Linked DNA regions of Homo sapiens: region 1 is linked to region 2. Evidence: chromatin contacts called from ENCODE Hi-C or POLR2A ChIA-PET data. All regions are on one chromosome and are shown on one strand. The core of a region is the stretch at or near the end of the contact, and the rest is flanking DNA. Distances in the headings are between cores, read along the strand shown. Region 1 overlaps DLG2 (discs large MAGUK scaffold protein 2). Region 2 holds the start of ANKRD42 (ankyrin repeat domain 42).

Region 1 (4,437 bases), core at 290-2,789, 530 kb before region 2:
TTATGAGTGCCTTGAGCTAGGCTAGCACCCTTATTAAATAGAACAATCACAGATTTTTAGAATTAATTGTTGCCGTAAGACCACCATGAGGGTAGGGACCATGTCTTCTTATGCTTGGCACTTAAAACAGGAAAATTCTTACTTTGCATGGCAGTGGGAGACCATAAGAATGAAACCATAATGATCAATGAGAAAAACTATGATTGACCCATAAACTTTCCAGTTTTTTGTCAAAACGTTAAAAATTATCTTTTTGTTAGATATATAGGGAAATAAAAAATAGTAAAATAATATTTTATTAGTATGCTATTCTTTAAAATATTAGAAACAGTGAAAATTATTATATTTCTTTGGAAAAAAGAGTAGTTGGAATAGTACTTGCCTTTTTCTTCTTGTCAGTCATATAACTTGTGATACAGAGCAAGTATTTTTTATATGCCTTGGCAAACTGTCACACTTTTTTCTAATCATCTGGCAACCTTTTATCCTTTGCACTTTGTGTTTTGAAATACCTACAAGAGTTCTTCAATGTAAATTTTTTTGCCAGTATCATATTCTCTGGGACATTTTCATCCTTTATATCCCAGCCACCTTCTTTATTTATATTCATAAGTTTGCCTTCAGTAAGTTCCTCTGGCTGCATATGTGGAATTTCTCAATGAGCGTTGAGGTCGACATTCCCATAGTCAGCTGTATCTTCTATAATTCGTTGTCGCATCTAAATTTCACTTACAGCATTATAACTTTTTGTTTTCTTGCTGTGCTTTCCTCATTGCTGACAAAGTCCCTCTTTGAATTATCCATTTTTGTAAAATGTCTGTGGATTTATCACTGGAGACAAGGAGGCAAAACAAGTATGCTTTACTGTCTGTGTTGTGAAGTGAATAGCAGGTGCTCAGTGACCAGTCACTGACAGACCTTGAAAGAACTGACGTGAGTCACTGATGATGATGCGCATGTGTTATTGTGTAGAAATTTGTGAATTGAAGAGCTAGTAGCAGGTTTGTGCCTTATGCAATCACTCATACTTAATATATTGTGGTAGCTAAAGTTTGAATTGTGTTGTTGGGGGACTGGAACTACTCAAATCATGGTAATGAAAATTCATGCATATTGGAACCATGCAAATAAAAAATGTCTGTAGTTACTCAATAGTAAGGGTCTGTTAAATGAGTTAATTAACTTGTACGTTCACACTGATCTGGTTTGCAGTCTTATAGTGTCCTTTTAAGTGTCCTTATAGCTTGGCCAACTGCTATCCCCCTTCTCTTCTCACCTGTATAAGATGTCCAAAATAGCTGGTTAAAGCATGTCTATTAAAAATCTCCCTTTGAACAAGTCATTAAATTCTGAGCCTCATGTTTCACATGCTAAAGGCCCAGATTCTTTCTCATCAAAATTTTCCCTTCCTCAGTACCCAGCTCCTCACCTCTGAAAACAATTAATCAGATTAGTTGATTCACCCCCAGATACTCAAAGAGCTCTCAGGCTCCCCAGGGTAGGTTGGTTTCTTCCCGCGGTGAGAGGAATCAGCATGTGGCAGAGAAGTTCTCTCAAATGCTGCCTTCACAAGGGCTATTCAGACCTGGTGAGCAGCAGAAGAGAGGGTTCTTGAGTTAGAGAAGCTTCTTCCCTGGCCCTACTCTCTGGTAATTAAAAAAAAAAAAAAAAAAAAAGGGAGGGCTGAAGAAGGGAGTCAAAGATAATCCTAAACTTTACTTACTCTTTCATTTCAATGTGTTAATATTCAAGACGGACTGTGAATTCTGGAGATATGTAAGTATTTACAGTGTGGTGGTTACCAGCATTGGCTTTGTCAGATATGGGTTCAGGGAGAGATCCATCACTTCTTAGCTCTGTGAGCTTTCCCAAGTTACTTTATATAGTCTTTACTAAGCCTATGAAGCTTTTAGAACCTCATTCTTCCATCTGTAGGTTGTAATTATTATTTCCCTGGGCTTTTGAGAATCTTGAAAAAGGTAAAGAACACAATACACTTGGAGTACCTTTTGTAGTGGAAAAGCTTGAGAAACAGAAATGGTTTTAGCTTCTCAGGCATAACTTACATAACTTAAGTGAATGTCATTCTTTTTTTTTTTTTTTTTTTTTTTTTTTTTTTTCTGAGATGGAGTCTCACTCTGTCACCCAGGCTGGAGTGCAGTGGTGTGATGTTGGCTCATTGCAACTCCGCCTCCTGGGTTCAAGTGATTCTTATGTCTCAGCCTCCCAAGTAGCTGGGACTACAGGCACGAGCCACCATGCTCAGCTAATTTTTTGTATTTTTAGTAGAGATGGGGTTTTGCCATGTTGACCAGGCTGGTCTCGAGCTCCTGACCTCAGGTGATCCGTCCACCTCGGCCTCCCAAAGTGCTGGGATTACAGGCGTGAGCCACTGCGCCCGGCTGAAAGTCATTCTTTTTACTAAGATTTTCTTATTCACAGTATACAAGAGTTCTGGATGTGGAGATAGCATGTAATATACAGATTCACCTTGATGGAAGTTATCCAGTCTGTTTGTCGGGAACAAAGGCTAAGACTGGTGTTTTCTCCTGTCTCCTTATTGACTGTCATTGATGATTAAGAACCTGTATTATATTCTTTATAGAGTCAGTCCCCCAAATTCTTTTGGAACACCTCCTGCTATAGTTTTGATATTTTTGCCCGCCAAACTTCTCGTTGTAATTTTCTCCCACTGTTAGAGGTAGGGCCTAATGGGGGCTGTTTGGGTCCCAGAGGCAGATCCCTCATGAATAGATTAATGCCCTCCCTGGGGTCACTGAGTAAATTCCTTCAGAGCTGGTTGCCAAAAAGGGCCTGGAACCTACTTCCACCTTGCCTCTTTTCTCACTGTTTGACTTCTGCACATGCCCGCTAACCTTCCCCTTTTGCCAGGAGTGGAAGCACACTGAGGCCTTCACCAGAAGCAGATGCTGGTGCCATGTTTCTTGTACAGCCTGCAGGATTGTGAGCCAAAATAATCTCTTTATAAAGTACCCAGCCTCAGAATTGTTTTTATTTTTATAACAGCACAGATGGACTAAGACATCTCCTTTGAGTGTGCTCAGAGGTATGTTCAAATCTCTCAAGATCAAAACACTCAAGTCACATAGTGGCAGGGCGTCTCTTCCATTTCTGCTAATAGTGATGTCTCCCCTGGAAAAAGCAGCTTGCTTCATGGGCTTCTCAGTCCTCTAACACTGCATCCATTACAATGTGTCCCAAGTGCCATATGCATACACCTACAGACTTTTCCAGAAAGACACCAAATAAGAGTCACTGTTAGGCCTGACTGCTGTGTGGGCCATGGCTCTCAGTTCTGGCTGTGCAGGGTATTTTTAAACTGTAGCTCCTTTCAGGGATTCTCACTCAGTAGGTCTGAAGTAGAGTTGAGGCACCTGCATTTAAAAAACGTTTCCCAGGTGAAGAATGGGCAGGATTGAGAATTGCTGCTCTGGTGCCTATAGGTGCTGGAATCTGAGATCAAAACTAGTCCCAGCTGCAGTTGTCTGGACAAGAATGTGACCTTCACTTGCCTGGTGACTGGATTGGGCTAGGAGATGCAAGCTGGCCCTACGGTGTATTAGAACCCAGTTGCTCCTTATTCTTTTTACCCCAGGGCAACATTTTCTTCAATATTGTCTTCTTAGAGAGTAATCCTACTCATCTTGACTTAAGTTTTTATAACAGCTGCCTAACTGGGCTCCCCAACTTCACCTCCCTCTCAGCCTCTCAGTCTATTTTCCACCCTGCCAATATACTTACCTCGCTAAAATAAGAAACCCATTGTCATTTCCTCAATCTTCCAGCCATCAAGAACTGCTGCTGATTGTTTCCATAACATGGGATATTTCTTTTTTTCTTTCTTTTTTTTTTTTTTTTTTTCTTTTTTTGAGATGGAGTTTCACTCTTATCACCTAGGCTAGAGTGCAGTGGCACAATCTCGGCCCACTGCAAGCTCCGCCTCCCAGGTTCAAGCAATTCTCCTGCCTCAACCTCCTGAGTAGCTGGACCATCATGCCCGGCTAATTTTTGGTATTTTTAGTAGAGACAGAGTTTCACCATCTTGGCCAGGCTGGTCTTGAACTCCTGACCTCAGGTGATCCGGCTGCCTTGGCCTCCAAAAGAGTTGGGATTACAGGCATGAGCCATTGCACCTGGCCTTAACAAACTCTTAATGACCTTAGAAGCCCAGTTTTAAGTCCTGCTCTGAGAAGCCGTCTCTACTCCCAATTGCCCACAGCAGAGAGGTGCTCCCTTTCCTCTGTGCACCTATAGAATTTAAACTATTGCATTTTAATTTACTGTTTATGACCAATCTTTTCTCCCAAAAGCATGTGCTGCACTTGTCTTTGTCCCCCTGAGCATAATGGACCCCCAGAGGGAGTACGGAGCAGGTTTGAAGGTAAAGCCGTCTTTACTCCCAAAGATAGACCAGAA
Region 2 (4,711 bases), core at 1,573-4,072:
CATCTAAGATAGAATCTTCAAGGATTAACAGGAGTTTGCCAAGGCAAGTAGGAGCAGTGAGTAGGCCTAAACAGCATGAACAGTAGGACATGGTCAAGAAACCACACACACACACACACACACACACACACACACTCTCACACACTCACACACAAATCCTACTACTAAAGTATTAAGGGGATAAATAGGCTAGAACTAGACAAGAAACAGACAATGGTGAAACTTATTTTTAAAAACTTGGACTTGAGCAGACAGTGGAGAATCACTGAGGAATTTTAAACAGAAGAATTATAATGATTGAGAGCTGTAAGGCTGAGTTTACAAGGCTAAATTCAGGGAAGAGAATTTACTGAATGGGGAGCAAAAAGGCAAGACTAAAGAGTAGGTTGATTGGCCGGGCGCGGTGGCTCACGCCTGTAATCCCAGGACTTTGGGAGGCCGAGGTGGGCAGATCATGAGGTCAGGAGGAGACCATCATGGCTAACACAGTGAAACTCCGTTTCTACTAAAAATACAAAAAATTAGCCGGGTGTGGTGGTGGGCCCCTGTTGCCCTAGCTACTCGGGAGGCTGACGCAGAAGAATGGTGTGAACCTGGAAGGCGGAGATTGCAGTGAGCTGAGGACCGCGCCACTGCACTCCAGCATGGGGGACAGAGCAAGACTCCGTCTCCAAAAAAAAAAAAAAAAGAGAGAGAGAGAGAGTAGGTAGATCATGTAAGAATACAGTTTACAATAGTCTAGACCAGAAAAAATGAGACTCTGAACACTGGGAAAAGAAAAGGAGAAAGATTCAACAAATATTAATAAAATTAGAATGAACTAAACTGGAATGGATACAGTGGGTGAAACAAGGGAAAAGTAATAAGATAACTCCAAGGTGTGTGGCTTTATCATCTGAGTGCTGTGGTGCCATTAGTTGAGACAGCAAACACTGAAGGACAGAGAGGATATATAGATATAAAATTACATTTTGGACATGCTGCTCTTGAGGTACCCAAGGAAAATTTCCAGAAGGGAGATATCTATATATATGTTTGCAGCTCCGAGGAGAGATACGGAATTCAGGTCTCAGTGTTACGTGTGTCTCTGTATTAGAATGCTTTTTCTGACACCCATACTCACCCCCTACTGGAATCAGTGGCATTCTACCGTCCTTTATAACACTGATCTCACTTGTCATTATTTGCTCAGCATTTATCTTCCTCACTAGAAGGTAAAGAATGTGCCTGTCTTCTTAAGTTCCTTAAGACGGAGCACAAAGTAGGCATATGCAGTAAATATTTACTGGATGGTTGAATGAGTAACCGATTTGAGGGCCACCAGTAGGACTGAAGTCACAGTAAATGACAAGAAAAAGAGAACCAATGATGGCATCATCAAGGGGTAAAAGCTGCATTTAAGAAGATGGCAGAAGAAAAGAAAACGGTAAGGGAAAGGGTCACTCAATGGAGTGAAAGAAGAAAACTAAGTAAGTACTAATTTGTCACCTCCACAGGGTCAAATGCTGCAGGGAAGTCAAGGAAGAACTTAAAAGGGTCCGTCCATTAAGACTGAACAAGAGTTGATGTCAAGCTGGGCAAGAAGACTCGGAGGAATAGTGTGGATGGAAAAAAGGAAAGAAAGCGGAAATAATACAGAACAGGGGAGAGCTGAACAGCTTTGGTATCCCCTGAAAATAAATTAAAAAGGGAAAGGGGGGAGTGACGGCTGAGAAAAGGAAATGCCAGAAAGGGCTAAGGCTGTTGCGGGCTTAAGTGAGAAAAGGAATACGACAGAGATGAAGGCCAATGACAGTCTGACTCACAGGGGTTTGCAGTCTCCCTAGAGGAAGTGGAGGGGCCTGAATTGGCCACCCCGGGCATGGCGCAACACCTCCGACTCTGGGGAGGAGTTGAGTCCAGGCCCCTGATGCTGCGGCGGTCTTCACTTGCTCTCACCCACGAGCCACTGCAGCGGCAGCGGCCCTCTTCTCCGTCGTCACTAGGACGGGGCCCAAGGTCCTCTCTTGCTCTCTCCCAGAAGCTGCAGCGGAAACCTTCGTCTTCACTTTCTCTCTCCCAAAAGCCACTGAAGCGGTAGCTGGCGTCTTCACTGCCGCTCACACCAGAGGAGTCGCTGGCTGCGTAGCCGCGGTCTCCACTTACTTCCTCCCAAGAACTACCAACGCTGTGGCCGCCTTCGACACTCCCTCCCTCCCAGGAGCCACTGAAGCGGCGACTGCGATCGTCACTGACTCTATCCCCGAAGTCACTAGTTCGCGGGTCCCGAATGTCACTGACTCCCTCCCAAGGACCACTGAGGCGGAGGCCTCGGTCTTCTCTGGCTGTTCCCCTGGAGTCGGTAGTTTGGTGGCCTCCAACTTCACTAAAATTCACGTCGCTGCTGCAGAAGGTGCTGTCTCCCCTAACTCTCTCCCAAGAGCAGCTGTGACTGTGGCCACTATCTCCCCTAACTCTCTCCCTAGAGACGCTGCGGCAGTGGCCGAGGTTTTCACTGACCCTTCTCAAGTCACTGCGGGAGAAGCCGGCGTCTGCACTTAGGCTTCCTGCAGCGACCCTGGAGCGGCGGTCGCTCTCTTCACATTTTCTTTCCCCGTCGTCGCTAACTCTTTCCCTAGACTCGGCGCCGGAATGGCCGTGTAGACCGTTTATCCTCCACACGTGGTGGCTAGTGCGGCGGCCACCGTCTTCGTCTGCTACTCCCTGCGAATCGCCGTAGCGGCGGCCGCCTTCCGCTGGTACTTTCTCGGAGTCTCTTTCCAGCCTCCCGACTCCAGCCACTTGGCTGGAGAGGCAGCAGGGCCGTCGCCTTGGAAACGAGTACACTTCCGACGTGCTGAGGTCATTTCCCGTTCCTCACGGCCCACGCTACTTCCGGTTTCCTTTCCCTCAGCTATTCCATGGCTTTTCGTGTGGACAAATCGGGAGGTGGTGTAAACTGGTTTTTGGTGAAATTCGGCTCGGCCTCATGCGAACCTATCTAGGTCCGTCTCTGGAGTGGCCTGTCATCGATCGCGCCCTCCATCGCTGAGCGACACAAGTGGAACCCCCCAGGACTGCATTCTGCGTAGGTGACCTGTGTGGCGCGGGCCGGGCGGGGCCTTTTTGTCCTTGGGCAAACGTGGTATACTTTCTCAGTGGTGGTTGGAAGGAAATTTGTTGCCCTGTCATTTCGCAAGTATGGAAAAAGACCTAAAGGAGAATTTAGCAGCTGCAGCCGCTGTTTTTATTGCGTACTTTACTAGCGCCAACTCTTTAATAATCGCTTGTTAGTTGTTACCCCTGTTTTATGGGTCAAGAGACTCAATATATCAGTACTTTGGTAAGGCCAGGCAGCAGGTAAGTTGTAAAACCAGTAAAAAAACACAGGTCATTAGTCAAAAGAGTGCTTCAGGTCTCCTGACTCCAAATCCGAGAATCCTTTCACTGTAGCATGTTTACTGCTCAAATATTTCTACAACCCTATTGCTTAACAACAGGAATGAATTATTTCACCATTTGTTGCAAACGTATGGGTCACGTTTTGTGCCAGCAGCAGAAAATACAGAAATTAGTAAGAATTACCTGCCCTCCAGGGGCATCACCAACCTGGATTCCCCTCTCGGCCCAGTTTTTCCACCCTTATTGCCTTCTCCCTTCAGGAATAATGAACTCGTCCTGGAAGCGTACCTTACTTTTTAATATCTCTGCCTTGTCATGTGCTGTTCGTCTTACCAGGAAACTACCCTGCTTTTCCCCCAGTTTTGGTCTGTGAACACATTTGGGAAATTCTTCTGATCCTACCGCTACTCTCTTGAGGTACAGTAAATTGTCTTTGACTTCCATCACCTTTTGTAATATTACAATTGCCATCTACTGAGTTCCTATGATCTGCCTGGCATTGTACTAAGTGCTTTATATTTTCTTGTTCATTTTTTTATGCCAACATAAATGAGTTTGACTCAATTCTTATTATAACCTGCCAAAATAAGTATTCCTCTTCCTTTTTACAGAGAGAGAAACAAGGGAAAAAAAAGTTAATTGCCTGAGGATATACTGCTAGTGTTGCGGGACAAATAGAGACGGGAGAGGCCAAACAGAATTCAGGACAACCCTTTATTATTAAGGTGATCACTGGCTCAGTCGGACTGGGGTCCAGAAAGTCTGAGCCCGGAACAAAGGGATCAATCACCTTTTAAGCAATTTGTGGCGGGAGTTTGGTGCTACAGGAAGCCTACTTGCAGAAGCAAGAACAAAGGCAGTTAATTATTCTTTTACATTTGTTACACCACATGTCTTACATCCTTGGGAATGCATGCTTTTGTAGCAATTGCTTATCAACCTTGTGACTTTACAGCGCGCTAGGGAGGGAAGCAGGAACTCGTGGTGCCTCAAGGAACGTGAAACGGTGGAACACAGATAAGCCTCTCCGTGCGTAGAGGAGAAATAAGCGGTTAATATTCTCTCTTAACCCAGGCCTCCGGAGGGTGGGGGGCTATATTTCATTCTACCTCTAAGGAAAAGAATAAACTTCTTGACTAATATACTTATAAAATTCATTAATTCCCCCTTCACTAGTAAATAATAAATACCTGACTTAGGATTCCAAAATAGGTCTTGAATTTTTCTGCAGGAGCTCCTCAAAGTCTCTGAATTCCCACAACCTTTTATTAGATCACTTATCCCATTGTATTATAATTATCTGTTTAACAATTTTTCCTCACCCCTAAAG

Evidence for each region. A loop is a pair of places that touch in the nucleus more often than their neighbours do. ChIA-PET counts read pairs that join two places held with the same protein, here RNA polymerase II (POLR2A). Pooled maps may share reads with other maps.
Region 1: a loop to region 2 is called in a map with no recorded cell type, with 4 times the contacts of the local background. The contact joins the enhancer-like site here to the promoter of ANKRD42 in region 2. A Hi-C loop is called at or near these places in 1 of 37 single-sample maps with no recorded cell type and 4 of 50 pooled maps. POLR2A ChIA-PET finds 5 or more read pairs at or near these places in 1 of 52 experiments (PC-9).

What each region holds. Positions count from the first base shown.
Region 1 is chr11:83,717,978-83,722,414 of GRCh38, reverse strand. The region is part of intron 18 of DLG2 (discs large MAGUK scaffold protein 2); the gene reads left to right. It overlaps DLG2-AS2 (DLG2 antisense RNA 2), which reads right to left. Exons shown (of 12, transcript NR_187249.1): 11 at 1,430-1,585. Among named protein-coding and RNA genes, the nearest start is that of DLG2-AS2, 83 kb to the right of the region's middle. Within about 2 kb of position 1,539, at least 2 of the 41 ENCODE cell types and tissues checked have a DNase peak (open chromatin) inside an H3K27ac peak, as active enhancers do.
Region 2 is chr11:83,191,823-83,196,533 of GRCh38, reverse strand. It overlaps ANKRD42 (ankyrin repeat domain 42), which reads right to left and starts at 2,822. Exons shown (of 11, transcript NM_001300975.2): 1 at 1,806-2,822. The coding sequence starts at 1,863. ANKRD42-DT (ANKRD42 divergent transcript) reads left to right here and starts at 2,865. Exons shown (of 3, transcript NR_149009.1): 1 at 2,865-3,067. RefSeq lists enhancers at 1,846-2,205, 2,726-2,835, 2,896-3,115 and a silencer at 2,413-2,591.